7 separate regions of the Homo sapiens genome follow, and regions 1, 2, 4, 5, 6 and 7 are each linked to region 3. Evidence: chromatin loops called from intact Hi-C (ENCODE). Cell type or tissue: dorsolateral prefrontal cortex. All regions are shown on one strand. Region 1 overlaps TENM4 (teneurin transmembrane protein 4). Region 2 overlaps TENM4 (teneurin transmembrane protein 4). Region 3 has its middle 71 kb from the start of NARS2. Region 4 overlaps TENM4 (teneurin transmembrane protein 4). Region 5 overlaps TENM4 (teneurin transmembrane protein 4). Region 6 holds the start of LOC124902724 (a long non-coding RNA gene). Region 7 overlaps TENM4 (teneurin transmembrane protein 4).

What was found. A loop is a pair of places that touch in the nucleus more often than their neighbours do. Peaks named below come from ENCODE experiments on the same cell type or tissue, not always from the same donor. Only the 100,000 strongest peaks of a DNase experiment are listed, where the experiment ranks them.
Region 1: it touches region 3 in a loop (4-fold over the local background); 31 of 110 quality-filtered maps call a loop at or near these places.
Region 2: a loop joins it to region 3, with 3 times the contacts of the local background. A loop is called at or near these places in 73 of 110 quality-filtered maps.
Region 4: it touches region 3 in a loop (4-fold over the local background); 50 of 110 quality-filtered maps call a loop at or near these places.
Region 5: it touches region 3 in a loop (3-fold over the local background); 70 of 110 quality-filtered maps call a loop at or near these places.
Region 6: a loop joins it to region 3, with 4 times the contacts of the local background. A loop is called at or near these places in 39 of 110 quality-filtered maps.
Region 7: a loop joins it to region 3, with 11 times the contacts of the local background. A loop is called at or near these places in 17 of 110 quality-filtered maps.

The regions. Positions count from the first base shown.
Region 1 is chr11:79,098,605-79,102,604 of GRCh38, reverse strand. The region is part of intron 4 of TENM4 (teneurin transmembrane protein 4); the gene reads left to right. It overlaps TENM4-AS1 (TENM4 antisense RNA 1), which reads right to left. Exons shown (of 2, transcript NR_199027.1): 2 at 3,550-4,000. Among named protein-coding and RNA genes, the nearest start is that of TENM4-AS1, 7.3 kb to the right of the region's middle. RefSeq lists a silencer at 2,227-2,521. In dorsolateral prefrontal cortex, a CTCF peak has its summit at 2,328 (motif pointing right); a DNase peak (open chromatin) is centred at 2,298.
Region 2 is chr11:79,074,790-79,078,789 of GRCh38, reverse strand. The region is part of intron 4 of TENM4 (teneurin transmembrane protein 4); the gene reads left to right. Among named protein-coding and RNA genes, the nearest start is that of TENM4-AS1, 16 kb to the left of the region's middle. In dorsolateral prefrontal cortex, a CTCF peak has its summit at 2,048 (motif pointing right); a DNase peak (open chromatin) is centred at 2,065.
Region 3 is chr11:78,643,557-78,647,556 of GRCh38, reverse strand. No RefSeq gene overlaps it. Among named protein-coding and RNA genes, the nearest start is that of NARS2, 71 kb to the right of the region's middle. In dorsolateral prefrontal cortex, CTCF peaks have their summits at 557, 762 (motif pointing left), 1,945 and 2,162 (motif pointing left); DNase peaks (open chromatin) are centred at 776, 1,506 and 2,146; H3K4me3 peaks cover 623 bases; H3K27ac peaks cover 288 bases.
Region 4 is chr11:78,959,756-78,963,755 of GRCh38, reverse strand. The region is part of intron 6 of TENM4 (teneurin transmembrane protein 4); the gene reads left to right. Among named protein-coding and RNA genes, the nearest start is that of TENM4-AS1, 130 kb to the left of the region's middle. In dorsolateral prefrontal cortex, a CTCF peak has its summit at 2,408 (motif pointing right); a DNase peak (open chromatin) is centred at 1,515; H3K4me3 peaks cover 1,236 bases.
Region 5 is chr11:79,061,194-79,065,193 of GRCh38, reverse strand. TENM4 (teneurin transmembrane protein 4) reads left to right here. Exons shown (of 34, transcript NM_001098816.3): 6 at 187-456. Among named protein-coding and RNA genes, the nearest start is that of TENM4-AS1, 30 kb to the left of the region's middle. In dorsolateral prefrontal cortex, CTCF peaks have their summits at 1,615 and 1,817 (motif pointing left); a DNase peak (open chromatin) is centred at 1,824.
Region 6 is chr11:78,713,609-78,717,608 of GRCh38, reverse strand. All of the region lies in intron 25 of TENM4 (teneurin transmembrane protein 4), which reads left to right. It overlaps LOC124902724 (a long non-coding RNA gene), which reads right to left and starts at 3,849. Exons shown (of 3, transcript XR_007062800.1): 1 at 3,420-3,849; 2 at 1,557-1,810. RefSeq lists an enhancer at 1,281-2,480. In dorsolateral prefrontal cortex, a CTCF peak has its summit at 1,671; a DNase peak (open chromatin) is centred at 1,728.
Region 7 is chr11:79,159,112-79,163,111 of GRCh38, reverse strand. All of the region lies in intron 3 of TENM4 (teneurin transmembrane protein 4), which reads left to right. Among named protein-coding and RNA genes, the nearest start is that of TENM4-AS1, 68 kb to the right of the region's middle. In dorsolateral prefrontal cortex, CTCF peaks have their summits at 2,109 (motif pointing right) and 3,257 (motif pointing right); no DNase peak of the experiment used is centred here.

The sequences.
Region 1 (4,000 bases), 460 kb before region 3:
CAAGGGCTTCACATGTGCTGTTCCTTGAACCCTCATAACATCTCACAGATGTCCACCAGGTACCAGGAGCTTTGGGAGCAGGGACAAGGCTGTGGGTCATTTTTCAGCATTTCCCGATTATTTACCTAGCTCAGCGCTGGCTTCTCCAGGAGCCAGAGTATATTCTTATATTTTTCGAAGGGTGGCTGAGGAGTGTTGGAGCTTCAGCTTTACCATTGCACCAGCCCATGGTTGAACAAGAGGGAGCTCCCTGGGGATCCCCCAAATTTCATGATGAGCACTGTGCGACCTTCTCAGGAAGTTCTTCCAAGTGTCTAACCCAGCTTTCCAATGTATGACTGCAACAGATGCCTATTCCTTCTGTTTATTTTTCCCTCAGAAAATGGAGCCTATATTGTACTAACATTGATAACTGCTGTACTTGACGGACGCTTCCTCCTTGTCAGACACTGTCCTGATCACTGTACATACCAACTCATTTAATTCTCAGAAGAGCTCTATGCTCTAGCTACCATTGTTTTGCCCATGTTATACATCAGGAGACTGGGGCATGGAGAAGTTAAGAAATTTCCCAAGGTCATACTTTGCCCAAGCCAGTAGAAAGTGTTGCTAGGACTCAAACTCACACGATCTGGCCCTGGAGCCTGGTTCCTAGCCCTGGCACTATCCAGTCTCTCATCATAAATCTTCTGGAGCTAGAAGACAGCTGCCAAGTGCACTTTCCACCTGTTTTGGCTGGAGTGGTATGAAAACTTGATTCTGTTCCAGGAAACCTTGGCTGAAAGTTATGCCCAGTTATAACATAAATGCCTCACATTTGGGGGGCACTTTATGTCATTTTCAGAGTACTTTTCTGCCAGCAGTGCTTATGGTAATAGTCGTCCCACAGTTACAGCATGTTTTCTGGTTTATAAAGCACCCTCATTTGCATGTTCTCATTAAATCCTCACACCAGCCCTGAGAGGAAAGTGAGGCGCAGAGCATCATTTACCCACGTAACACAAGGAACCCAGAGAAGTAAAGCACTGTGCAGGATTACTCAGCCCTCCAGGACGCAACGGTTTCTTAATTCTGCTTCTATCAATCAAGAGCCTCTCCGCCATGTCAATCCATTTCAAAGTCAAGCCAAAGTAAGGGCTGTAAAGCCAGGACCCTGTGTGTTAGTCCTGGAGCATGCCAAGGTCAAGACATGGCCCAACAATCAGAAATAACATCAGAATAACTCAGACTTCCACCTAATATTTCTCAGAAGTTATCAAGAACCACCAAATCCACAGAAAAACTGCTTAAAATCCGCCTTTTCTCTCTGCCCTCTACTGCATTTACTGACATCAGCTTCTCCTATATCTCTTTTAAAATATTTTTTATGAAAATTTTTTATATTCTACAGAGAGTGTTTATAACAAATATGTTCAGTGTAAACAATAATGAGAAACTCTCATGGCCCCACCAGCTAGCTTAAGAAACAGAACATGATGCCACCTTTGAAACCCTGGGGATGGCCCCCAATACCCTCCCCTCTTCCCAGGTAGCTGCCCTCCTACACTTATTCTCTTGCTTTTCTTTATAATCCTGGATGCTTTGCAACCCTCCCCCAGAGAAGCACTCTCCCCAGTCCAGCCCACACGCCTCTGCAGCTTCCATTTTTGCTTCTTTCCCTACCCCAGTCTGGTGTGACCTTTTCTGGGGGATGGGAAAGGGCCTGGAGAAAATGGACAGAGGACACAGGCAGACTCCTTTCCAGATAAGGGGAGTGGAAGGTTAAGAACACCCCTGCTAAATACCTTTTGTCCACTTGAAAACACATTGGGAGGAGAGAGGGAGGGGCTTCCTTGTAAGTTTATTCCTGGAGCAGGTTGCCACTTGTCACTTGGAGCAAGTCCCTTCACCATATGGACTTCTAAACTGGAGGGGGACTGGCACAGATTGGGGTTTCCTAAAATTGTCATTGCTTCTACAGATATTTACTGAGCACTTACTGTGTGCCAAGCAGCGCCATAGGTACAGGGATGATGTCGTGGGAAATGAGACAGACAAATTCCCTGACCTCAAGGAATTTACCATCGAGGGCAGGCCTCAGTCCTGCCCCACAACTAGCTATGATCCTCCCTTTGTCATTGTAAGCTATTCACCATTAAAGGTTGAGGTGGGGATGAAATTAGATGATAAATATGGAAGTGCCTGGAAAATCAGAGGCAGGTCTTGGCTAACACTACTTAGAAGACACCCCACAATCCCTGAAACGAGGTCCACTGGGCACGGAAGAGGCTGGAGCTTTGGGTACTCACACCTGTAGTTACCCAGATCTGCCACTGGATGTCAGTGATGTGTAGGAGGGGGCGGGGACCTAAGGGTGATGAGCTTTTTAAGTTGAGAAAAGTGCGAAATAACTGCTTACAGTGTGCTATATGCTGTTCTCCATGTATTTGTTATAGCATTTGATGTTTACGGAAACCCTATGATTTGCATATCCTTATACCCATTTTACAGACAGGGAAACGTGCTCAGGGGAGGGATATAAGTGGTTGTCTCCCCTCCTCCACCTGAGAGTACCAGGCAAAGATTGCTAAAGATGCTAAAAACGGCCCTGGCGTGAAAGTGCTCAACCAGACAGCCCTTTACTGCTGCTAAACTGCTATGAACAGCATCTCCCCATACTTGGGGCAGCAAATGGCTGCACAAATGCATGAGAAACAAAAAGCTCCACAGCTGTTAAAACCCCCATGGGCACCCATGAAGGTTACAGTACAAGTGTTTGCTAGGCAGATAGATGGGTACAGATTAACAAGAGCCACGTGGTGACAGCAGAGCTTGCTGTGCTCTCTGTCAATCTAGAAGCAATCATGGCTATGGCCAACTTTTATGTTCCTTGTGGTGAGGATTACAAAAAGGTCTCTGGGGATCTTGCCTTAAAGAGCATACAGATGTATAGGGTGTCAGCATTGAAGAGCTGTAGTCCCAGTCCTTCCTAAACAATCCCTGAGAAGCTCTACTGAAAAATTAAAGGGGAAAGTGGGGGAGTATTCAAGGTCAAATTCATTTTGGGAAAATCTGCATGAAATAGTTTTGATGATCATTGCAATTAGTAGACCTGATGATGATATCATCCACCTCTTTGATATAGACCCAGGGGAGCAAGTGCTTTGGGAGGGGAAATGACTAGTTCAGGACCACAGAGGCAAAGAGGACACCATGACTCTGACCTCTCCCCATGGGACCTTAAATTCACACCATGAGAACGACAGGGAAAAGGACATGAACAATGGGATGGGATGTTCCACAGAAGACTATATGGGGGGCCTGCAAAGGAGAGAGGGTCTGGAGCAAAGGCACTGGGGCTAGATCCCCACAGAAGGAAATCCCAGCAGCACTCCCTCAGATGCACCCCTGGCAGGAGGGGAATCCAGGTGGTGCCCAAGGCAAACCAGAGACCCCCAGGAATGACTAAGGAACGGAGCTCCTCCAACAGGAGGAGGGAAGGCTCAGAGGTCCTTGTGGCAGGAACATCTCTGTGTACCAAAGTTCCCAGGTGAGTTACCGTAAGTCAGGTTTTAGCTCAGCAGAAAAAAATGCGTATATTTATTCCAATTAAACAGTTTGCAAAGCCATTTTTACATGTGTCATCTTATTCAATCTAGACAGTCACCCTTTGAGGGAGACCTTTCTATCCCTACTTTATAGATGGGGAAAGTGAAGGTCAGAGAAGTTGACTCATTTCCCCAAGTTCTGGAGCTGGGATTCCAATTCAGGTCTTACTAGCTGCAATACCACGTTCCTTTCACACTGAAATTGTCCAGGGATGATGATGATGATGTTCCTGATGTCGTTGATGGCTATGAGGTAGGACTCATTAGCCTCATTTTCCAGACGGAAGGTCTGAGCCCCAGAGAAGACCCATCGCTTGCCCAGTATGGCACAGCTGGTAGCTGGGAGAGATGGGTTTGGATGTACACTTTTCGTCTGCAAGCCTTGTCCTCTGTCTGCTTTTCTTCCGTACAGG
Region 2 (4,000 bases), 430 kb before region 3:
ATGGTTTTGGGAGTGGTGAGAACTCAGTGAGGTAATGCATATAAAGACCTTGCTTTTAGCCACCATTATTATAATCACTGTCTCACTGTTGAAAAAGGCCAGGGATTCCCCAAAGTGACAGTGCCAGAGAAATATGCTCTGGGTGCTACAACAGAGAGTACAGACCTCAGAAGCAGAGCTCCCGGATTCCAGTCCTGGTGTGTTGTGTGAACTTGAGCATCACTTTGCTACTCTCAGTTTCTAAATCAGTAAAGTGGGGATAGGAGTGCCTCCTTCTCTGGTTTGCACAAAGCCCAACACAATACTTGGTACAAGAACAGGTACCACCACAAGCCATCCTCCCCACCCCCACTTTAAAATAAAGGACTCAAAGACCACACTTTGAAGGAATAAGAAAAGTAAAATTCACGATTTTACACATACACACACACACACAGATGCTACCCAGGACTTATATTTTGTGGAACACATTTTAGCTCTGAAATATTTATGGGCCCTTTTTGACACACAAAGAACTAAAAATATCACCCTGTGCTTATGTTAAGGAAAACTTATAAAACTTTAGTCCAGTAGGAATTCAGTCAATTTCCTGGCTCGTTTCTGGCTGTATCTGAGGCTGCGAGGTAACCCGGGGTGATAACAGCCCCCATTTCCCTGCGGGTTTTGGCAGGGGCAGAGGTTTTTTCGAGCACTGTACTGTCTGTGGAAGTCTCTCTGCGAATGCTCCAGGCTCCTGCCCCTTCATAAATATTGCTGGAACCCATGTGAAGGGGCCAGGTTTGTTTCTTGAATTTCTCCTCAAACACCAAAAGCTTTATTTCCCATATCTCCCCTTCTCCCGGGCCCCACACTCTTGCCATTCTTCCAGACCAGCTCCAGCCTCCCAAGGCAGCAGGGCCTCTGAAAACTAGCTGCAGGGCACGCTCCCTACCAGGTCCTCCGAGGGCAGGCTCTCTCTGCCACATGCATTTTGCATTTTACTGTCCACTTACATTTACCATGTAGGGATGTTACTTTATTTCTTCTACCAGGCTGCTCCCTCCTCACTTCTCAAGCTTTCTCTCCAACCTCTTTCCCTCCCCAGAGTCTGAACTCTCGGAATATAACTGGGCCTTTGTCTGTGCCAGGTTCATTTTTCCATGCTGTGATCTAGGACAGTGTTTTTCAGACTGTAGATTGGCATCTCATTCATAATTCTAGTTAAGTAGAGAATAAAATATCAGATTTCACCCTTGCAGTAAGGTTCAGCATCTTTTCATGAAATTTTTGTTTTAGTTAAAAAAATTGTAGATGTGTGTATCCTGGATTGCAATATAAGCGTATTTTTACTGTAGGCAAGAGAAATTTGAAAGCCACAGATCTAAACTTTTTTCTCTCCTTACCTCAAAACCGTCTTTTACTTGACATTCTTTGGTTTTCATTTAGATGTCACTGTTTCTGGGGAGTGGTCCCTGATGGTCTCTCCACCTTTGACCCACCTTGGCCTGGGTGTGGGGCAGGCCCCTGTGGTGTCCTTCCCTGCCTCTCCCTCTGTCTGACTTGCCCAGTGTATAGAAGCATCTAGGAGTCAGAAGCACATCTGTCTTGTCCTCTGATGCCTCCAACAAGGCTTGGCACAGGAGGGTAGGAACTGGGAGTTCGGGGAGGAGAGAAGAAGGGAGTCTCCTATGACGCCTCCTTGGATCTTTTGCAGCACTTAGGACAGAAAAGGGACTTAGCAATGATTACCAAATGAATGAGCCTATGGAACTAGGTTTTTGATCCTTTTCTTGAGGTTCAAACATTTTCTTCAGTTTCAAATCTAGACCCTGACACTTGGAAGCCACGTGATCTAGAGCAAGCCAGTTAATCTCTGGGCTTGTTATCTCATTGATAAAATAAGAGTAAATAAGAGAAAATAAAGAATAAAAGAATAATACCTAACTTACCAAGTTATTATAGGGATTTGAAATAATTTACACAGTACCAAGCACATGAGGAGGTGTTCAATTAACAGTAGTTATCTTACCATTACTAGCCCTTTCTTTTCCTGTCTTCAGTGATCCCCTGATCACCATCACCACCAGGGGGCTCCCAGGCCTCCCCACATTCACGTCCCTATTGAAACCTTCCAGATCCATCCAAGCCCAGCTTCACATAAAGGAAAAAGACAAAAACAAAAAAAATACTGATATGGTTTGGCTGTGTCCCCACCCATATCTCATCTTGAATTCCCACGTGTTGTGGGAGGTAATTGAATCATGGGGGCCGGTTTTTCCCATGCTGTTCTCGTGGTAATGAATAAGTCTCACAAGATCTGATGGTTCTATAAGGGGGAGTTTCCCTGCACAAGCTCTCTCTTCTGTTGTCTGCCACCATGTGAGATGTGCCTTTCACCTTCTGCCATGACTGTGAGGCCTCCCCAGCCACGTGGAACTGTAAGTCCATTAAATCCCTTTTCCTGTATAAAGTACCCAGTCTCAGGTATGTCTTTATCAGTAGCGTGAAAACAAACTCATACAACCACCCAAACATGGATTTTAAATTCAGAAGGTCTGGGTTCAGGTCTCAGCCCTGTCCTTTACTGGCTGTGTGAACTTGATCAGATAACTGGATCTTTTAGCCTGGCCTCAAAAACGAGAAATAATTATGGCTTTCATGGGGGTATGTGAAAAGCACTGTGCTCAACACATATGTCTTCTTCCCTCCTCTCCTCTGGGCCTACTCTCCTTCTCCACAGACACACCAAAACCAAGACCCACGTTAGCATAAGAACAAGCTTATAAAACTGCAGTTTATACTTTATCAAAGCATTTGTCACTGATGGTGATGGTCCCTAGGGCTGACACCCCAGAGAGATGGTGAGCTGTCACTGGAGGGCTTGTGACCCGCTCCTCTCTGGAACCTCCAGTGCCCAGCACTAGACTGGTCTGCAACAGTTTGTGAAAATGAATTCTTCTCTAAGGCACCTTTGTGGTACTCAGGTTTTGCTTGGAGAAGAGTTTCAGAACACTGCGCCATGTCTGGAGCAGACTGACAGGCCGAGTCCCTGCCAGGGTCTTACACATCTCACAGATGGCGTCAGTGGCAATGTGCTCACCTGGGGGCCACATGCTCTTCGTCTTGATTGGAGCCTCTTTGTTTAGCCTGAGGCCTACAATGACTGAGCTACTAGTTTGGTCCTTAGTTATATATTTGCTACTTGAGCTTCCCAAAACATTCTCACCTGCCTAATTTGGTCTAGGTTTAAAGTAGTTACATAATTTGTTGTTTAGAAATAACAACACAATAATGATGATGGCATTGACAGTAATGATTTTCCAATCCCTTATACCAATTTAGTACATTACAGTTTACAAAACATCTAACAAACTCAGCCTCTTGGAGTAAGTTAAATGTCCTGTGCCCAGGGCCACACAGCTAGGAGGTGGCCAGGACAGGCCTTACTCCTAGCCTGGAGCTCATTCTATCACTGTCAGGATAGAGGGTTCTGGAAAGAAGGTTTGCAGTTGGACACTTCCAGCTCTTGAGTCTCTTCCTGTGTGACTGCAAGCCAGTTATTTTACTTCTCTAAGCCGCAGGCTCTTCATCAATAAAATGGGACCGATTCACAGAGGTAGAAATGATGAGAACTAAATGAAATCATCTCAAGCACTTGACCGGTGCCTGGCCTATGGCAAACCCTGAGTAAGTGGTGGCTGGTGTTATTATTAGTTCAATGACGATGATGATTGCTGAAAGCCAACAGAAAGTAAGGGGTGAAGCTGTATCATTGGTCAGGATCCTAACAGGAAACAGTTCACTCTAGATGGCTTAGAGGAGCAGACTTTAATGAAGAGACGGAGGTGCAGCAGGGTCTGAGAGCCAGCCCTGATGGTGAGACGCCTGGGCTGTAGCAACAGCAAGAAACTGGCACATCCCTGGTCCTGCACAGATGAGGGTAGGGGAAGATGTTAGCAGAGCCCAGTATGAAGCGGAGGCCTGGAGGAGGGGCTACCTGTCAGAGAAGGCATGGACAGAG
Region 3 (4,000 bases):
GGGCTGTGCAAGTTATGGAGGCAGCCCTGTCCACACTGCTTACCCAGTGTGAACAAACTTTCAGCATTCTAGGACATTCTCAAGAACCTGAGGCAGAGGATGAGCCCTGGAGCCCCCCAAATGGGTGGGGAAGCTGTGGGCAGGAAAGCCCTTCCATACATGTTGGGTCAGGACTGGATAGAACCAGCCGAGACCTTCCCACCAGCTCCAAGCCAGGAAACCCCCACTCAGTGGTAAACATCTAAGTCCATTAAGTGGCAAAGACTTGGAGCACAGGTAAAGACTGTGGGGCACAAAGAAACTACAAACCTGTTCTGCCTAGGGGAGGATAAATCAGGAGAGGCTTCTAGAGGAAGGCAACCCCTTAACTGTTCAAAGAAAGAAATGAAGAAGAGCATTCCAGGTGGAGGGTGTCGTAGAGTTAAGGTACCAATGTGTCCTGCGGGTGGCTTGGCATATCGTGGGGGAGCCAGGGGAGGGGCCTTAAGAGTTAGGGCTGAACAGGTGGGCAGAGGCCAATCAGGTAGACTTGACTTTTCCTCCTCCTCCTCTGGTTTTCTTAAATATTCATGCACACACCATGCACATTCTCCTGGGTTAGTCTCCATTTCCACCCAAAATCTTGCCAGATGGCTGGGAAGCATTTATATGAGAAGCTTTATTTTCTCCAGCTAGGCGTTTATCTGCTCTTCCACTCTACTGTACAGGACAGGTGATGTATTAACACACCCCTGATTTCTTCACATTGATAACGCCACCTAGTGGCCACCTGTCACACTTTCCCATTCCTCCAAATTGATAGGCAGAAAAACATGGGTGAGATCAGGTAAGATCATGCTCATCCCTTGTCCTGCTCCTGTACTTCCTAGAGTTCAGACGACCTCCATAGGAGAACCCTTTCGACCTGTACAACAGTCCCAAGGTTCAGCAATGACTCTCAGATGATGCCCTAAAAGCACCTCACACTCTCACACCAGAAAGGAAAAGCAGGAAAATTAGCTCTAGCAGTCCCTACCTTCCCTCTGCTCCCTGGGCCAATGTGAAGAGGATCCTTCAGTTCTGAATGTGGTGCCCCCAGCACCATACAGACAACTACAGAGGCTGCTGCTGTGCCTGAGGTTGGAAAAAGGTGGACAAAACAGCACTCACGACTCATGGGGCTTGGAGAGATTTAACTTAGGCATCTTTAAACAATCAATGATGCTAACAGCAATAACAAGCAGAACAAGGAGGAGGAGAAGGAGCTATTTCTTGAGAGCCATTCCCTCTATCAGACAACCACACTAGGCCTTTTACACTTCTTCCTTGAATGCATTTTTGTAAGTTCATTAAATCTTTCCCACTGCAAGGAAAGCTTCAGATGGCAATTAACATGTACTGGGTGCCTACAATGTGTCAAGCAGTTTCCTAGGCACTTTGAATGCATTTGCTCATTTATTACTCACCACAGTACAACAAGAGAGGTACTGTTAGTATCCAATTTTCAGGCGGAGAGGCAGGCACTTGCCAAGGGCATGTGAGGTAGCAAGCAGATGGAACTGGGAGTTGAAGCTGAGCAACCTAGTTCCAGGCTTGCACGATTCATCACTACCCAGACTCCCTCCTAGGCTGAGACAAAAAGAAAATGTGTACACCCTGTCCTGGAATTTACTGGTCTACTTAGGAAGAGAGATATATAACTGAAGATCCATAAGGCATTCACTTATTTACTCATTCTGCAAACTTTCCCTCAAGGACATCTTACACCAGGTGTGGATGAGTGTGTAGGTGTTAATTCCCTCAGTCTGGTGGGAAGAGAAGCTAAGCCAGGTTGTACCTGCACACCAGTGATTCAGGATGAGGCAGCAGGCACTGGGACTCACGGGATGAGAAACAGAGTTTGGGGACAGCTGGCCAGGCAGTGCCCAAGCCCTGGTCTAATGGGGTCTGAAGAATACCTCTCTGCCCAGCAGATAAGGAATTCTCAGCAAACTGCTAGCCCTTATTATATCTAAAAAGCTCCACCGATTCTCTTCCTTTAGCTTTATCCCTCCTACCTAGGAAGAGAAGGTGAATACTGTCTGATGGGTGGTCAAGCAGGACCTAGCCTCTTGCAGCAAAAACAGAACTAGCTCTTCCTGGGTCCAAGGCTCCAGATAAACTGGCCTGAGCTGCCATCTACCGGCCAACTGTGCACACTGCAGCAGATACTGCCAAGGCCACCTTCTTGACCAGGTGCAGAGGGATGGAGGACTAAGGTGGCTGAATTCCTTAACTGTTAAGACAGGGGGAGGCTGTCATCTCCTAGTGTGTTACAAACAAAAGGAGACTGAGACTCTGAGAGGTGGCACAAGGTAGTAATCATTTCCATTGACCATTTGCCAGGCACTGTGAAAAGCACTTCACATTGCTCTTCTAATTGAATCTTAAGAATCTCGTGAGTACTATTACTTATCCCCCCTTTATGTGTTGTGTTTCTGAAGTCTCTCCATTCTATAATAGTTTTCCCTTCTTTTTAATGCTATTTATTTATTAAAGAAAAAGGTTATTTGTACTCCAGGATATCTCACAACCTGGATTTAGCGGCTAGTTCTTCATGGTGTCACTTTACTTGTTCTCAGGCCTCATAATTCCTAGAAGCTGGCATGTAGCACTAAAGGCTTAATTAAATTCAGGTTCAATTGTTTTAAGCAAGACTAACTCATAGGTACTTTCTATTACATCTAATGGGGGACACATAGTGTTTGATTATTCTACTTCTAGTGATAAGATTTGGTGACGTTAAATAAAAAAATGCTGACTTCTTAGTCTATTATTCCTTCATTAACTGGAACTCTTCTTTAAATAAGTAAAATATCCAAGTAAGTGGAGCAGTTAGAGAACCTGCACAGGCTGCATAGAGCAGCTATGTGGAGCCGAAAAGCAAATAGTGGCAGCCAGATTGGAGAAGAACAAAATTTGGAGGGCCACTGAACTGGCAGAATTCACCTCCCTTTTCCACTCTGGTATCCCCACGCCTTGACTCAGGTAGTTGAAAGTCCAGAGGTGCGCATCCAAAAGAAACCTCTATTTCACCTCGAGGAGTGGGAAGGGGCCCCCTGAGAGTGGCAGCATTAACAGCGGAGGCCCATAGACATGGGGGAAGCTTCTCTCTGATTGGAGGAGCGGGGGTGTCAAGAGTATGGGTGAACCTCCACTACATTTTCTCTCTGTCCTTTCACCAATTGGTCCTAGATGCAGGTGCAGTAGCTGCAGCAAGTGTGTGTCAGAGAGAGGCAAATAAAGCCTGAGATTTCTGGCTGGAAAACCTAAAATGTGGGCCTCAGGGCAATGAAAAATACCAAGGGAGATGGTGATGATGGAGAAGCTCAAGACAGTGGTAAAGTCGTTTGTGAATGCCCAGACTCATCCCTGAGCATCGCATGCATAGATCTGATCCTACGCAGTATGCCATAAACTTTGAGAACTGAACTCAGAAAAGAGTCCGTGGCTCTGGTCCCAGACTGCCCATTGGGTGGCACACATGCAGAACAGATTTGAATAGCCTGACAGTGTCTTGGAAAACCAAGCAGACATTGAAACCACAATCTATAGAAGGTTGGTCAAAACATGTTCTGAACCCAATCTAGTCAAATGCTTGCAAAAAAAAAAAAAAAAAAAAACTCTCCATAGAATTAAGATCCAGTGTTATAACATTTGAAGTAGTCAAGACACTTGGCCTATGAGGAAAATCTTAGCCAATACTGAGATGACACATATGTTGACCTTATCTATGAAAGACTAAAGCAGCAATATAAAAGTGCTCCAAAAGTGAGAAGGAACATACTTGAAACAAATGAAAGGTATGAAGTCTCAGAAAAGAAATAAAATATATAAAGAAAAACCAAATGAAAATCTGACAACTAAAAAAACACAATGACCAAAAGTTTAAACATTCACTGGATGGGCTCAATATGGCAGAATGGAGATGACAGAAAAAGAATGAATCAGCTTGAAGACAGACATTTTAAAATAGCCAATT
Region 4 (4,000 bases), 320 kb before region 3:
TGTCTCAAAAAAAAAAAAAAAAAAGTCATGGAACCTGCCAAATCCTATAGGAATTGGTGACTGTGAACCAAGTGGGCTGCTCTTGTGTGGACAGACCACAAAAAGCTTCCCACCCTACCCTGCAAATAATCAGCCGCTCTCTGTGCCACCTCCCCCTTAGAGCCCCGCTGAACCTTAAGATGGCCCACTGGGTCTGCATTATTTTTCCTAAGGTTCAGTCTGTTTGAAAAGCTGGATGGATATGACTATGTTATAAACCTTCTGTCACTCAAGGTGGGAGAAAATGAGCAGCCCTTGCTGTAAGTGGTTGCATTGTCTTGTACTGTATACTTTTATATGTCTGTGCTTATGTTAGCTCTCTTATAGACGATGTACTGCACATGTTGAAAGGTCAGCCACAGATAAGACTGCAAATTGTCTGAGCTCAAAGTTCTTGTCCCAAGCCATCGCCTCCTCCTTCTGAAGAGTTGGGAGTTTGCTCATAGAACTATAGAAAGCTGGGGTTTTAGAACCGTGGCATGATAGAAACTTGGGGTCAGACTGACTGATTTACAACATCTTGGAACTCACAGAATGTGAGTGTCCTAAAATTATAGCATGTTCTAATCTTTGAACATCAGAACTTAAGAATCCTAGTATGTGAGACCCCCTAGAATTAAGCTAGTCAACAAATACTTCTACAATGCCTACTATGTGCCAGGCATTATGTTAGATTCTGAATATAAAGACATGAACAAAATTTCCTAAGGGTCTTGCTTTTAGGCAGGTTCCAGAGAATGTCAGAATTTAAGAATCATAAAATGTGAGATTCTTAGAAAAATGAAACATTGCTGTGTTGAAATCCTAGACTGCCAAAGGTGAAGCCTTGAATCATTCTCTCCAGCTCTCTCTACCTTTTTACGAGGCCTAGGGCCTGTTCCAGGCAGGTCGGAATAAAATCTCAGTAATAGGAACATCATATCAGTTCGGTGACATCACAGAATGGCCAGCTTATAGGGGCTCAGGGATCACCCAGTCCCCACTGCTGCTTTTATCAGCGAGGCCACTGAGGCCAGAGAGGGGCAGCTGTTTGATAGATCACCTAGCCCCGTCAGGACTAGACCCCGGGTTTTCAGGTATGTCTTAAAGAACAGGCAGAACAGAAAAGGCTTTCCGTGTGCTTCCGAGATTCCCTCTTTGCCAGCCTGCACTGAGGCCCCAGCTCTTCAGAAGGAGTTTGCAGCAACTTTCTCTGTGGAGGCATCAGCCCCGCCCCCGGCCCACGTGTGCAGTAGATCGCCCCGTGTTGGGAGCCCCCCCTTCCCGTTGATGAGTGTTTTATTTTGCTCCCTCCCCCTCCCCGTGTGCCTCAAAATCAATTTTCATTATTTTTTCTGTCTGTGTTTGTCTTTGTGGTTCGCAGGTGCTCCCTTGCATTGTTCATCCTGCTTCATCAACCCCTATTGAGCAGTCCCCCTCCCCGCCCCCCTCCCCTCCGGCCAATGAGAGCCAGAGGCGGTTGCTAGGCAACGGTGTGGCCCAGCCAACCCCGGACTCAGACTCTGAGGAAGAGTTTGTCCCTAATTCATTCTTAGTTAAAAGTGGCTCCGCCAGCCTGGGGGTCGCGGCGAACGGTAAGTCCCTCTCTCTTCCTACTTTTGAGGGTTTGTTTTTAAAATTGTCCTTCCGTTGCGGATGCCTGCTTGGGCCACTTGCCGGGCGGAGGGGCCTGGTGCGTGGTGGGATCCGGGGGAGCTGGGGGCCTGACGTGGCTCCGCGGGCTCAGGCAGCCCCGCTCTTGCCCCGCGGCGCCGCTGGAGTGTGCAAGAGTTGGAGGGCTGCTTCTGTCCCCAACCCCCATGAGAGACATCGGACAGGCAGATGTACCGACAAAGATGCACAGACAGACATCACGAGAAGGAAACATCAGGTGAAGGCCCAGACAGGTAAAGGTAGAGACAAAGATTGACACAGACAGAAAAAAAAAAAAAAGGTTAAGACATAGGCAACACCAACCAACTACCTACTCTGTGCCAGGGACTGTGCCAGGCACTGTCACAACCATGCCCAGAGACTCAGTATTTTAGTGTCCCCATTTTCACTGGAAAAACTGAGAAGGATTACCCCATTACCCATAAAACAGCGCTGGCTTTAAAAGTTCTCCAGTTTCACAGAGCCTGGAGACAGGCGGCCCTGAAGCCCCAGCCAGCTGCAGGGCTAAATGCCGGCTGCAGAGAGAGCCACTGGGTTTAAGCATGGATCTGCAAGCTCTCTTATTCTGAGCTCTGTCCTGGTGTTCTTAAGGTGGGAGGTGGGGTATGGCAGAAGAGCTCCAGGGTGACCAGCTTGTATCCCCTGATCAGGTGCTGTTAGACTTGAGCCAAGGTGCTTGCCCTCTCTGTCCAGCAGAGGCCAGTCAGCTTCTTTGCAAGGAAACCCAGGAAGGAATTCAAACCTCTAAGAGGTGGGGCAGGATGTACATGAGGTAACCTAGGATCACCTTAATAGCCCCAGGATTTCCTGATGTTTGGAGAAGAGAGGAAATGAAACTGTTTCCCCACAAATAACACTGTAGGTTTTGTGTTGATTTGGCAAACATTTATTTATAAGTGCTTGTGTGGTACTAAATTCCAGGCCAGATTCTGAAAAAGGAGGCAGAGGTTCAAAGAGGGATAAGACAGTCTATGGGCTCTGGAACCAAACAGCTTTGAATTACATACAAGCTTTATTGCTGTGGGACATTAGATAAGTCACATTGCCTCTCCAGGCTTATTTCTTCAAGGGTCAAGTGGCCATTGTAGTGCCCACCTCATGATGAGCACCCATCACAGTGCCTGGAACACAGAAGGAGTGTGGTAACTGTTAGTCATTGCCTGGTCCCCTCCACCTGCCTCTAGGGGATTTACAGACAGCCTGTCTGTGAAAGCTCCCAGCACACTGCTTGGCACTTGGGGATGCTCCAAGAAATGTCAGATGCCATCTTTTCTCTTGGGAGTACATCATTATAGCCGAAGGTGGCAAAGGCGGTAGGAACCTAGTATGTTCTGTGACTGAGGAAGAAGCCTCTACTCTGCCTAAGAGAATTAGGAAATGCCTCCTAAAGGAGGCACTTACAGGACTTGAAGAAATTAGTGAGGTGTGCCAGACAGAGATTACCAAGGGTGTTCTGGGCAGAGGGAACACATGGACAAAGAACTTGAGGTGGGGACAAGGGAAGCCTGCCCCAGCTCTTTTAAACCTGAGAGCCTGGGCTGTAAATAGGTGTGAACCTTGGAAGGGTATGGAAGGCCATGTGGTGAAAGTCACCTGAGCTCTTCTGAGAACTGGCTTGAGTTCCCCCACCAAATGACAATGAAGGGCGGTCATTACCTACCCTCCTTTTCTAGCTAGGACCTCCCCGCTTCCACTGTCTTTGGAAATCAGAGAGATCTTTGTCCTTGATGATTCTCTTCTGACAGGATTTTACACCCTGCATTCTCCATGACCAAGACCCAAACCTCCTCCTTTTTTCTCAGTGCTCCCTGGGGTGGGCTTGTTTTCTTGGTGGTTCAATGTCCCTACTCCTCTATGCCTTTTAGCTGCCTGTGTTTCAAATGATGCACAGAAACACAGGAACCCTGGGCTGGGAGCAAGGAGACCTGGTTCCAGACCCAGCTTTGTGGCTCACTGGCTATTTATCCTTGGCAAATCACTGTCTTTCTAAGCCTCAGTTTCCCCATTTTGCCAGTGATGGAGCAATTTCTAAGGTACCCTGATTTTAGGAGTGTCACAAGTTATTCCTGCCAGTAGCCTTCTTAAGCTTATGGGGTAGGGGGGAAATATATATATATGTGTGTGTGTGTATATGTGTAATGATGTTCTTTGTTCATTTCTGAGTAAGCCTTACACGTAGAAGAGAAGGCAAGAGATTAAAGTCCTTAATCTCTTCCTTTGCAAATTAGTGAACAAGAGCAATCACTTTGTTGCGAGTTCTAAGGCAAATTGATGACATTATTGCATTATTGATGTGCAGGGAAGGAGA
Region 5 (4,000 bases), 420 kb before region 3:
TGAAGAGGGGGCAGAAAAAGCCCTCCAGGCAGAGGCAATCACTTGAACAAAGGCATGGGCATAGAATGCCACAGCAAGTTCAAAGAACGACAGTGAGCCCTGGGGTAAGAAGGCCAGGCTTCAGGCAGAGGCAGACGCAGACCTCATCTCAGTGCCCTAACCAAGTTCACCTGTGTTTCCTCCCAGGTGCCAACTTCACCCTGCGGGAGCTGGGGCTGGAAGAAGTAACGCCCCCTCACGGGACCCTGTACCGGACAGACATTGGCCTCCCCCACTGCGGCTACTCCATGGGGGCTGGCTCTGATGCCGACATGGAGGCTGACACGGTGCTGTCCCCTGAGCACCCCGTGCGTCTGTGGGGCCGGAGCACACGGTCAGGGCGCAGCTCCTGCCTGTCCAGCCGGGCCAATTCCAATCTCACACTCACCGACACCGAGCATGAAAACACTGAGACTGGTGAGTGGCTGGTTTGGTCTGTGCCGGGTGCCTGGGTGGTGGGGCTGGGGTTTTATTTATAATATTGATTTCCTGCTCCACTGCCGGGGCTCTGGTGAAGTTGGTGAAAAATTGCTTTACTCTCAGGGGTCAAATGTCAGAGTCTCTTGGAGAGTCACGTGAAATGCCCACCCATGAGTGACATGCCAGAGATTGGGTCGCTGCTCTTTGCTTCCGGATTAGGGAGGCGCCTAAGTCTCTGGGTCATTGCTCATAAGGTGCCTGTGTGCAGGGGAGCAGAGAGGGCATGGGGCAGTGGTAACAGATTCCCCATAGTTTATCCTCCATCAAATCAGCAAGGCCTGGTCCTGCCTGAATCCTGCTCATGCCATCTCTAGCTCCAGGTGCTCAGCTGTCCTGGGCAACCTCTAGGAACGCTGTCCCACATCAGCATCTTATGTTGTTCAGAGGATGGCTTCCAAACAAAAACTGTCATTTGGGGATAACTTGAGGTTTAGGGAAGATGTTGTCAAAGGGTACAGCGTTTCAGTTAGGAGGAGTAAGTTTTTGAAATCCATTGCACAGCATGGTGACTATAGTTAATAATAATACATTATATATTTCAGAGTTGCTAAAAGAGTAGATTTTTAAATATTCTCACCACAAAAAAATAAGTATGTGAGATGAGAGATATGTTAATTAACTTGATTTAATCGTTCCACAGGGTATTTAGGTATCAAAACATCATATTGTGCCCTATAAATATATACAATTATTATCTGTCTATTAAAAATAAAAAGAAAGTAAAAAGACAAAAAAAAATAAACTTTAATGATTAAAACTTGAGGCTTTGCTGCAGCTTCCCCCTGATCCCAGGACGTGCCAGCTGCACACTCATTATTCCACTCTCCTCCCTGAGGCTCGTTCCCAAGGCCTGAGAGAGGCTGTGGGAGGAAAAGATGACACCTGGTTCACACACCTCCTTTTCATGGTGGAGGAAAGGGGGCCCAGTTTCAGCGTCTTCCTCTTTCTCCCTTGGGACCTTGCTGGCAGAATTCTGAGGGGCTCTGAGTCGAACGTGGTCCTGCGTGGAGACTATTGCCTGGGGGGAATCTCCCCTTCTATATATTTCATGCCCTACCAGCCCTTGGGCAGCTTTGCTGAGCCAGGTCAGCACCGAGGTGGGTCCTGCTGGGTTCTGGCAGCAAAGGAAAGAGTGGCAGAGCCCAGGAACAGCCCCAGCACCTGGAGGGCTGTTTCTGGGAAGCCCAGTGAAGAGGAGGCCTGCTGGTGCTTCCGCACGACAGCCAGCAAAAGGGTAAGGGGAGGGCAGTCTGAATTATTAATAGAATAGGAAGCACCTAGCCTGGTGCCAGTGCCCCCTGCTGGCTTCTAGCTTCAAATGTAGATCCTCGTGATTCCTGCCCGGGATTCCCCTGGATCAGGGCAGGGACCAGGTCAGAGATGAGGCTTAGAGGGGTTAGTCTCTGAAGAGGAGGCTCCAACTGAGTGGTGCAAAACCAAGATTGATCCCCAGATTGGGGATGGGCAGGAGACCACGCACGGTCAGGGTCAGGTGGGGGAAATGTATCCCCTTAGGGTCCAGAGTCCCATGTGGCAGAGTTCCAAAGGTGCATCCTGCCACCCCTCCCAGAGGACTAACATGTTCGCCTAGGGAGCCTGTGTACTTGTCTAGGGGTGGGAGGGTGGCAATTGCTTGGGTACTGGGTAGTGGCTTAGCACTGTCACTCTCCGTTGGTCCCCAGCCAGCCCTGTGAAGGGGCCGATGACCTCAGTACCAGAGGAGTTTCCCTCTCTCTGGTGGGAAACCACCCACACTCCCTCACCCACCTTCCCAAGGCCATACCCAGCCAGCAACCCTGCTTCTCCCCACCCCGACCACGCACTGAACTTGAGCATTAAATTGAAGGGCAGTGCAGGGCCTGGCACAAAGAGAATAGGGTCTGTGCCATCACACCACAGCAGGCAGGGAGCCTCAGTTCTATTACTGGTCTAGGGTGTGGCATGGGGTAAATTGCATCCTTTCTTGGGACCTCAGTTTCCTCATCTATAAAATAAATAGTTTAAATGAAATTAGCATCCCCTGATCTGAGAATGTTAGTTCTTAGATGGGGTAAGGGGCTGTTCTGTGGTCAAATAATGTAGGAAACACTGAATCAAACAAACTTAAACCACTTTCTTTACTGCAGGGCTTCTTAGAGTTTTTAAGATGTTAATGTGCATGCTAATGGATAAATTACCAAGGGAGGATGTATGCAGCATTCCCCAAATCAATTTGACCACAGAACTCTTTTATTCTCAGAGCATCTGGTGGGACCAGTATTCTAATAAACGCTTTTTGGGTCTAGCTGAGCTAAATGAAATGACCTGTAGGCCCTTCCAGATGTAGAATTCTTGGATCCTAATTGCATGCACAAGATGAAGGTGTGCAAGAGGAAAATGATAATAATAACAGCATTAATACTTAATAGTTGTATGGCTGGGCATGGTGGTTCAGGCCTGTAATCCTAGCACTTTCAGAGGCTGGGGTGGATGGATTGCTTGAGGCCAGAGTCCAAGACCAGCCTGGGCAACATGGCAAAACCCCATCTCTATTAAAAATACAAAAATTAGCCAGGCATGGTGGTGCACACTTGTAATCCCAGCTACTCAGGAGGCTGAGGCAGGAGAATCACTGGAACCCCAGAGGCAGAGGTTGCCATGAGCCAAGATTGCACCACTGCACTCCAGCCTGGGCAACAGAGCTAGACTCTGTCAAAAAAAAAAAAAAAATAGTTGCCACCGATTATCTCAACCTAAGCACAGTGCTAACTGCTTTAGCTATATTATCTCATTTACTCCCCCTACAACCCTTTAAAGAAGGTTTTATTATCCCCATTGCACACAGTAAGGAAACCGCAGCCCAGAGAAGTTAAGAAATCTGCATAGGTCACACAGCAAGCAAAATGAGATTGGAACTCAAGCCTACATGACTCTAAAATCTTTACTCTTACAGCCCTAGTTACAGTGAGTTCCCTCTGTAGCAAAATACTTGGGTTATTTGTTCTTTTGAAGGCTTCTTGCCATGGTGACAAATGATCACTTAACATAAAGTCATGACAGAAAGAGGTGCACACTTGCGCACATTATTGTATATTCCCTGAGAGCTGAATTACAGCTGAATTAAGCCTCTGTTGGGTGATAATGACATATTAATCAAGCCTGAAGAGTTTCAGCCTTTGATAGTGGGACAGAGAAATGGCTGCCTGCTCCCCTGGCCATGTTGTCATTTCTTTGTGATCGTCCATTTCCCCACTGGCCACAGAACTCAAAGCCTCACTGTACTCAGGGTAGACGGGTGGGCAGAGGAGGTAGGCAGATGAATCTAATAAAGGGCTTCTGTTTCCCACATCCCTTCCAAGACTGGACTCCCTAAACCTAGACTCCCCATAGGTGCCCAAAGGCTGTCTACTTGCTCCTGGTTAGGAAGTTACATTAACAGCTTCGTTATGCGGTACTCAGATCTAAATAATGACAGCAATCATGGGAATGGCTCCCTTTTATT
Region 6 (4,000 bases), 70 kb before region 3:
TTTATATTCTTCATGCAATTTTGTCCTCAAAATAATCCTTTGAAATAGGTGTGACTATCCCCATTTCTCAGCTTCAGAAAACTGAGGCTATAGAAGTGATGTGACCAGGGTCACTTAGCCAAGTGGATGGTAGAACTGGTATTTGAACCCTTGACTGTGTGGCTCCAACACTCAACCTCTTCCCACTGGTTCTGAGAACCAGGGAATCAAATTCTGCCAGGGCTGCCAACTGCTGTCATTGAAGGACACTCCTTTGCATGAGGCAGACCTTACTTAGAGACAAAGAGAATTCTCACTCACAAGGAAGTGAGCCTGTATGTCCCTACAGACTCCTAGGTTCCCAGCTCCTACTGGGAAATTCCAAACACCATCCAGAATGAGGGCAGAGTGAAGCTTGGCTTCAGCTCATTAACTTCAGGAATGGTACCCTGAAGGCCTCTTGATTTTACATCACTTCCAGAGAAACTAAGGTTATGTTTGAGGAACTGGAAGAGAATGTGGGTCCTTAGAGACTTCTACAGCAAACTGAAAATGAAGCTGTGATCTTACTCTGTGTCCAGCCCTGCTCAGGATACTGGGCATCAGAATTGAATCAGAATCAGACATGGTCCGTTTCCAGGAAATGCTCCCTGTCCACACAGCCAGGCCTGAGGCCTCCACTGAAGGCCGTCTTCCGTCTCATGCTCTGAGACATTTATGATTTGTAGAGTATTCTAAGGCCTTGCTGCTCAAAATACAGACAAGCAACACTGGCCTGCTCTGGGGATTGTTAGAAATGTGGACTCTCAAGTTCCCCGCCCCAGAGCTACAGAATTGAAATGTGCATTTTAGCAAGGGCTCCAGGTGGCACATTAAAGTTGAAAAAGAACTGCTCGAAGGCCATGGTTCCCAAATCTGGCTGTGCCTCCAAGTCACTTGGAGAGATCTCAAAGGTATAGATGCCCACACCCTTCAATCATTATGGGTAGGGCTATTTTTAAATCTCTCCAGGCCATTCTGATGTGTAGCCATGTTTGAGAACCATCACTCTAAGATTGTTAGCAGTGAGCGTTTCCTATGTATACTCCAGCCAGGGAGGCTGATTCAGCAGAACTTTCTGGAGTACTTATTCTGCATCAGCCCAGTTCAAAGCCGCAGAGACTGGTAATCAGTCCCTCCTCTTGAGGAGTTCAAGGTTTCATCCAAAAGACAGACAATTAAACAGAAAAGTTTAATTGGTGCTACAGATACTAAAAGTATAAACTTTGTAAGCTCTAGTGGAGACACAATGAAGGAAGAGGCCAGTTCTACCAGTGGGGAAGAAGAGGGGGTTCAGGAATGGGATTACAGATAAGCTGAACCTCAGAAGATGAGCAGGTACTCCCAGGTGAATATGGGCAGAGGAACCTTTTAGATCCTGGGCAGCAGGGTGGGGAAGTAGAAAGAACACAGACTTTGGAGTCAAGCAGAACTCGGTTGGAATTTCATCCTGCCACTTAGGAATCTGTGGTCCCAGTCAAGTCACTTCACCTCTTCCAGTCTCAGTTTTCTGAAATATAAGGGAGGAAAGTACCTACCTTATATGGTAGTTGTGAAGAAAATGAGGTCATGTGTGCATCAAGTGCTAGCGCAGTGTCTGGGACAGAATGGGCATCCCTAGGTGGTCACAGATGCATTCTTATCAGTGGTAGTCATCTCTGCAGCTCTGTTCTGCAGACAGGTGGCGCTGCAGCCTGGTGGAGTCTAGATGGGCATCATAGATGCAGCTGCAGCTCCCAGGGCCAGGTGGCAGGAGGACGAAATGAGCTGAATGTTCAGAGAGCTCTGCAAACTAGAAAGGGCTGTTGAGATGTATAATTTCATTTGATCCCAACGACAAGCCTGTGAGCCTAGCCGAGCAGGGACTTAGTCATTCGACAGCTAAGGGACCTACGATTTGAACTATTTAGGTGACTCACCTAAATGAGAGCCTACACCTTCTAAGCTCAAAGCTAGTTGTTGTTTTCCCTATGCTTAACTTACCAGCAGACCTCAGATTTGTCCTTGGGCTGAAAGATGCAGCCACAGCTCTTACGGACTCTGGGATAATCCTGCCAATGCCACCCTGTCCTGGAATTGACTGATCTGAGAAACTCCACATGAGTGACACTTCTCTGGAGCAGTGCAGGGAGACAGGAGCTGGAAACTCAGGGGGCTAATCTAAGTGGACAGGGCCCCCTCACCATACCCCCTCAGGGACCCTTTTCTGCCGAGGTAAATAGCACCAGTTTATCATGAGTGATGTGCAAAGAAATGAAAAAAATCACCCCGCCTCAGAGCTGTCATCAGAAAAGCAGAAAGATCAAGGCTGCCCCAGGATTACACAGTAGGATCTAAGGTCACCGCCTTTTATGTAGCCAGAATTGATGTCATCTGGGAAGCTTAAATCTGTGCTACATTATAGGGTAAGTCTCAGGGGACATTTCAAAATAGACAGGATACCTGTCCTGTTTACTGCTAACCCCAGAAGAGAAGTAAAAGAAGAGCTAAATAATGCGAATGCAAACACTACCTAAGTAATCTAAAAATAGACATGCCATCTACTTAAAACAAGTGGCTGCCATGGGCTAGAAGGCACGAAGCAGAACATTGGAAAAACAAAAACGAACAAAATCCAGTCTCTTCCCTTCAAGTATTGACGATTGGGTTTTGGAGGCACACACATAAATGAACAGTCACAGCATTATGTCCTATCGTCCAGCAATGAATGGATGCAAATCTCCATGCACGGGGAGAAGGCTGGGGAAGGTTTGCAGAGGAGGGAGCATTTGAACTGACAGGTGAAGGGTGAGTAGGAAAGGGAGGGGCGGGGCACACTGCAGAGCAGGAGCAGCAGGTGCAGGCAGACTTGAGGCATGCTGCAGGGACAGGTCTGTGGCCAGGTGTAGGGAGGATGGGAGGGGAGGGAGGATGGGAGGGTGGAGCAGCACAGCAGAAAGCTGGGATTTGTGCAGGGGCAGGGAGCTCATACCTTCTCTGTAAGAATTAAGGAATCCTTGAAGGGAAAGCATTGAAATGGCAGGTTGGTATTTGGGTTAGATCAAGAATGGCTTGAAGAGGACCCAGGCTACAGGCGGAGAGACCTCCCCTTGGTTCGAGAAGGATTAAAGAGGAAGGACAGTTGGAGAAAATCATATCAGGTTAGTTGAATTCAGGGAGAGAAAACCAAAGAAGGAAAGCATTGGATCTGGATGCCTGGCCCCTTTCGAGGTAGCCAGTCCCCAAGGACACTGTCCAAGGCAAGAGACATTTATAATGACAAACCTGCCAGGGCCAGATTAAGACCTTCAGTGACTTACATACTGAAAAGATTATGGTGCCCCAGCCTTCATAGGGAATTCAAAAAACACAAATCTGTAAAATAAAATTTTGCTTTTCAAAAGGACCCCAAACTTACATACCTGATAAATGCAAAATAGCTTCTTTCTAGACTTTTCAAATTCTCTTGCTTTCATCTTGAAGGGGGTCTGCAGTGCTCTGGCCCTGCTGGTGCTCTCATCACTGCTCAGTCTGTCCCGAGTCTCTTAGCACAGTTTATGCCTCACTGTGCAATGAAAATGGCCAGCACCAGACCATCCGGTCCAAACAGAGCTTCCTTTGAATCAAAATACCTTCCGGAGACTTGGAAGGGGCTGCCAATATTGAGATGCAGTTTTAGGGCCCGGCAAATGTTCAGACCATGCACAGGAACTTAAAATTAGCTTCTCAGAAGCACCAAGTTCAACTCCGATGTGCCCTAGACTTGAAAGAAATTGTATGTCAGTACCAGGGGGTAAAAAAATTCAGTCTTAATAAGAGATATCTACTACGTAGTCATCTCCAAGTGCAAGAAGAGACACAATCATTGGTAATTAAAATAATAATTATTATTGAGCATCTACTACACTATGCTACTTTGCATTTTTTATTTTATCTCTGGTTTCCCCAATATACTAGCAAGGTAGCTGTTAACACCCCTATTTTGCACATAAGGACTATTCGA
Region 7 (4,000 bases), 520 kb before region 3:
TGTGGGGTCAGGTGTCTGGTAAGCAGGCTGGTTCTCTACATTAAACATGCTGCCTTCACTCAGGGACAAGGTCTAGGGACCTTTTAGGCAGAAGGACCATGTTTATGCATGTATGTGCAACCTGCTTTCCCTGCAGCGCACCTTGGGCCTGCAGAAATAGCTCCCTCAGAGCTGAAGAGTCAGCCAGCCTTGTATGAACAGGGACTATGGATCCTCATATGGGCCCATGTCCACTTGACCAGGCTGCATGGCTCAGCATGCTGTGCAGCAGATGAACAGCTGGCCCAGGGAGTTCCCAATGGGCTCCTGCACACTGCCTGGGAGCCAGGAGGGAGACCTTCCAGGACCTGCCACCTGGTGCCAGGGAGGGGTGAGCCCGCAAACCCAACAACTAGACCAGATGGGTGACTGGGCAGCCAGGGAATGTGGAGGAGGACTCGAAGGCTGTCCAGAGCTTGCCATTTCATCTCTCTCAGACCTAGTTTCCTCATCTGCAAAATCAGGCTAAAGAAAATTAAATAAGTTTTGGGATTCCGGTGGAGCTAGAAAATAATACTTATCTTCCTGGCCTAAAATCAAAATTAATTAAGACATAGAGGAGTCAGACAGATAACAATAATAATAAATAAATAAATAAATAAATAATAACAGCAAATACTTTATAGCATCATGACCACTAGTTAAGCATTAATACTTATTTAGTATTTCCTATTTGTCAAACTCTGTTCTAAGCCCTTTATGATGTTAACTAATACAACATTTCTATAAGGTAGGTACTATTCTTAGCCCCATTTGATGGATGAAGAAACCAAGGCACTGAAAGTTTAATTAATTTTTCCCATATCACAGAACTAGTAACTGGAAGACTAGGATTTAATGCCAGGTGGTCTGGCTTCCAAGGCCATGATCTTGACCACTGCCCTCCACCAATTACCATGGAAAGCCCACAGGGCAGCTTTAGATCTGCACACAGGGTCTTGCTAACACTTCGACCTATAGTTAGACAGACTTGGCCATCCCGTCAAGGAGAGGAGAAGAGCTGTGCTTTCCATAGGCCACTTCATAGGCCATACAGGGGGTACTGGGTGAGGCAGGTCCGGTTCCTTCTCCCACACCCACCAACCCAATCATTGTCACTCAGATTACCACAAACTTGCTAATTTGTAACTGGGGGTAATGATAGTACCTGTGTCCATGTTGTGCTGTGGATTAGCTGAGGTGGTATGTCTAAGTGCGCACTTGGGTCATTTTCTGGTGCAGAGTTAGTACTCAACCCATGTTAGCCATTCTTGTTATCATCTCTTCTCTACTGCAAACCCTTCAATGGGTCCCCACTGACCACAAGATAAAGGTTGAACTCCTTTCACAGAGAACAAGTTGTTGCTGACTTAAAACAACAGAAACATATGCTATCACAGTTGGACAGGCTAAAAGTCTGCAGTCCAGGTATTGGCGAAGTGGCTCCTTCTGGAGGCTCTGAGAGAATCCACTCCATGCTCCTCTCCTAGCTATGGCGGCTGTCAGCACTCCACAGCACTCCTTGGCCTGGGGACACACATCACTGCAGTCTCCACCCCCACTTCACATGGCCTTCCCCTCTGTGTCTTTGTGTGTCCTTTCTGTCTGGTAAGGAGCCCCTCGTTGGATTTAGAGCCCACCCTAATCCAGTGTGGTCTTATATCAATCTTTTAATTACATCTGCAAAACCATGTTTCCAAATAAGATTACATTCAGAGATTTTCAGTGGACATGAATTTTGAAGGCACACGTTTCAACCATGAAAAGGAGAAATTAGTAATGGAATAAGGTAAGGCAAGAGTGTTCCCATAAGGGAAGTTTATCCTCAAGAAGACGTAATGTGGGCAAAGAGGTTTCCTCCTGGGATTAGTAGACACTGGCGTGGCTGCTTTAACAGAGATCAGAACAGTGGTGGCCAAAGCATAAAAGAAGCTTGTTTCTCTTGCACATAAAATCTCAGCCAGGGGGATAGAGATGTTCTACTTCACAAGGTTCTTCAGGGCTTCTTTTATCTTTTTCTAACATGCTGTTCAAGATGCCCTTAACCCCAGAGACAAAGATGGCTCACTAAAAAGGGCCATGCTTTAGCCAGTAGGTGGTGGAAGAGGAAGTGGAAGGCAACCGGCTTTTTTCTAAAACTGCAAGCAAAAAGTTGCACATAACACCTCTGCTCACACCCATTGGCCCAAACTTAGACAGTCATGCCTCACTGCAAGGGAATCCGGGAAATCTAGTCTTTGGCTGAGAGGTCATGGAACCAGCTAAAACTCAAAGGATTAAATTTCTAAATGAAAGATGGGGAGATTGATCATTGAGGGACAACTAGAATAAAGTATGAGAAATACCTGATACAGGGTAAGAGGTCAGTAAATTGTAATGTTGATCTTCTGCCATGATATTGCTGACAACTTATTCTCACTGGTGACATGCTGATAAGCCTCTATATTCACCCCTGACCCTGGCACCTGTCACTGTAGTAACCCAAGTACAGACAGATTATGACTCCACAGTCTTGAGATGGGCCGCTTTTTCTTCACACTCCTTTACCTGGCTCCCCAAGTCTGCTGCTCTCCGAGATGCCCCCATCTCCATCTCAGCCCTGCACCCCAGGTTGCAAAGTCCTGGAGAAGAGAGGCTCTCCCCAAGTCCCCCGAGCTCTGACTGCCAGGAATACCCTGTGTTCTGGAATCTGAACCCCCAGGCACTGCATGCCTTGCCCATTCTGCACGGTTGCCTTCCTGGATACTAGAGGAGTTTGTGGAAAGAATTTTCTATCATTAGAGGGTGAAAGTCAAAACAGTAATTACAAGAACATCAGTTTCTGAGTGGAAAGCATATCCCCTGCACACCAGGAGATATGCCTGCACAGATCAACAAGCAGGATGTTAAAATGGAAGAGAGTGTTCTGGGAGGGAGGACTAATGGCCCCAGCCATGATGGAGGCTCTGCTTCCTGGGAGGATGCTGCACTGGGGAATAGGGAGGAAGGAGAGTAGGGAATGAGTGAGTGAGTGCATGGAGAAGGGAGTGAATGAAGGATAGAAAGAATGAAAATGGTAAATGAATGATTTACTTAATGAATGAATAAATGAAGAAATAAATAAGTAAAAAATGAATTCGTGAATAAATAAATCAACAAGAAAATAAATGAAGAAGCTAACAAGTGAATGAGTGAACAAGTGTGATTTTGAGGAAATAAATGAGTGAAAATTGGGGGAACTGAATATGAGCTTTGGCCAGCAGGTGGTGGAAGAGGAAGTGGAAGGCATCTGTAAATGAATGACTGAGTCAGTATTAAGTAGAAATGAATAAATAATAGAATAATTGATTGAGTGAACGAGTGAGTGAACCAGTAGTCAAATCACTCTTCTTTTCTGGACAGATGCGATCGGCAGCAAGACTGGGGTTGTAGGGCAGGACTGGAGCTCTATCTACCTAGAGGCTCAACATCTGGGTCAGCCACACATTAGGAGGCCAGGAGGGCGGGCAAAGCTGGAAGAGTCATGTAATTATAATTATGAGAGGTGGGATAAATGTTAAAAGCATCTGGTCCAGCCCCATCCCCCTTTTTACAGATGCGAAAACTAAGGACAAAAGGAATGACAAAAAGCTTGAAAACAAGACATTTGAAAACAGGCTAGCCATGTTATCTTGGGCAATTTATTCTTTTTATTTCATTTTTAAATTTAATCCTTAGATTTCAGTTTCTGTATTCGCAAAATAAGGGTGATGCTACCTAGTGCGTAGGGTAAGATTAAATCAGATACTACATGCCAACTGTTATTCCCTGTGGTGTTTATTTGGTGATCAATCGATAGTTTGAACCTAGACACAGCAGTCCGGGTAGACTAAGATAAGATATAACAGCAAAGAACCCCCAAACCCAGCGATGTTGACTCAACAAAGATGCGTTTCCTGCTCATATCACAGATGAGGGCCATGTAGAGCCCCCCTCTTATAGCTCTGCATTCTGGAAATCATGG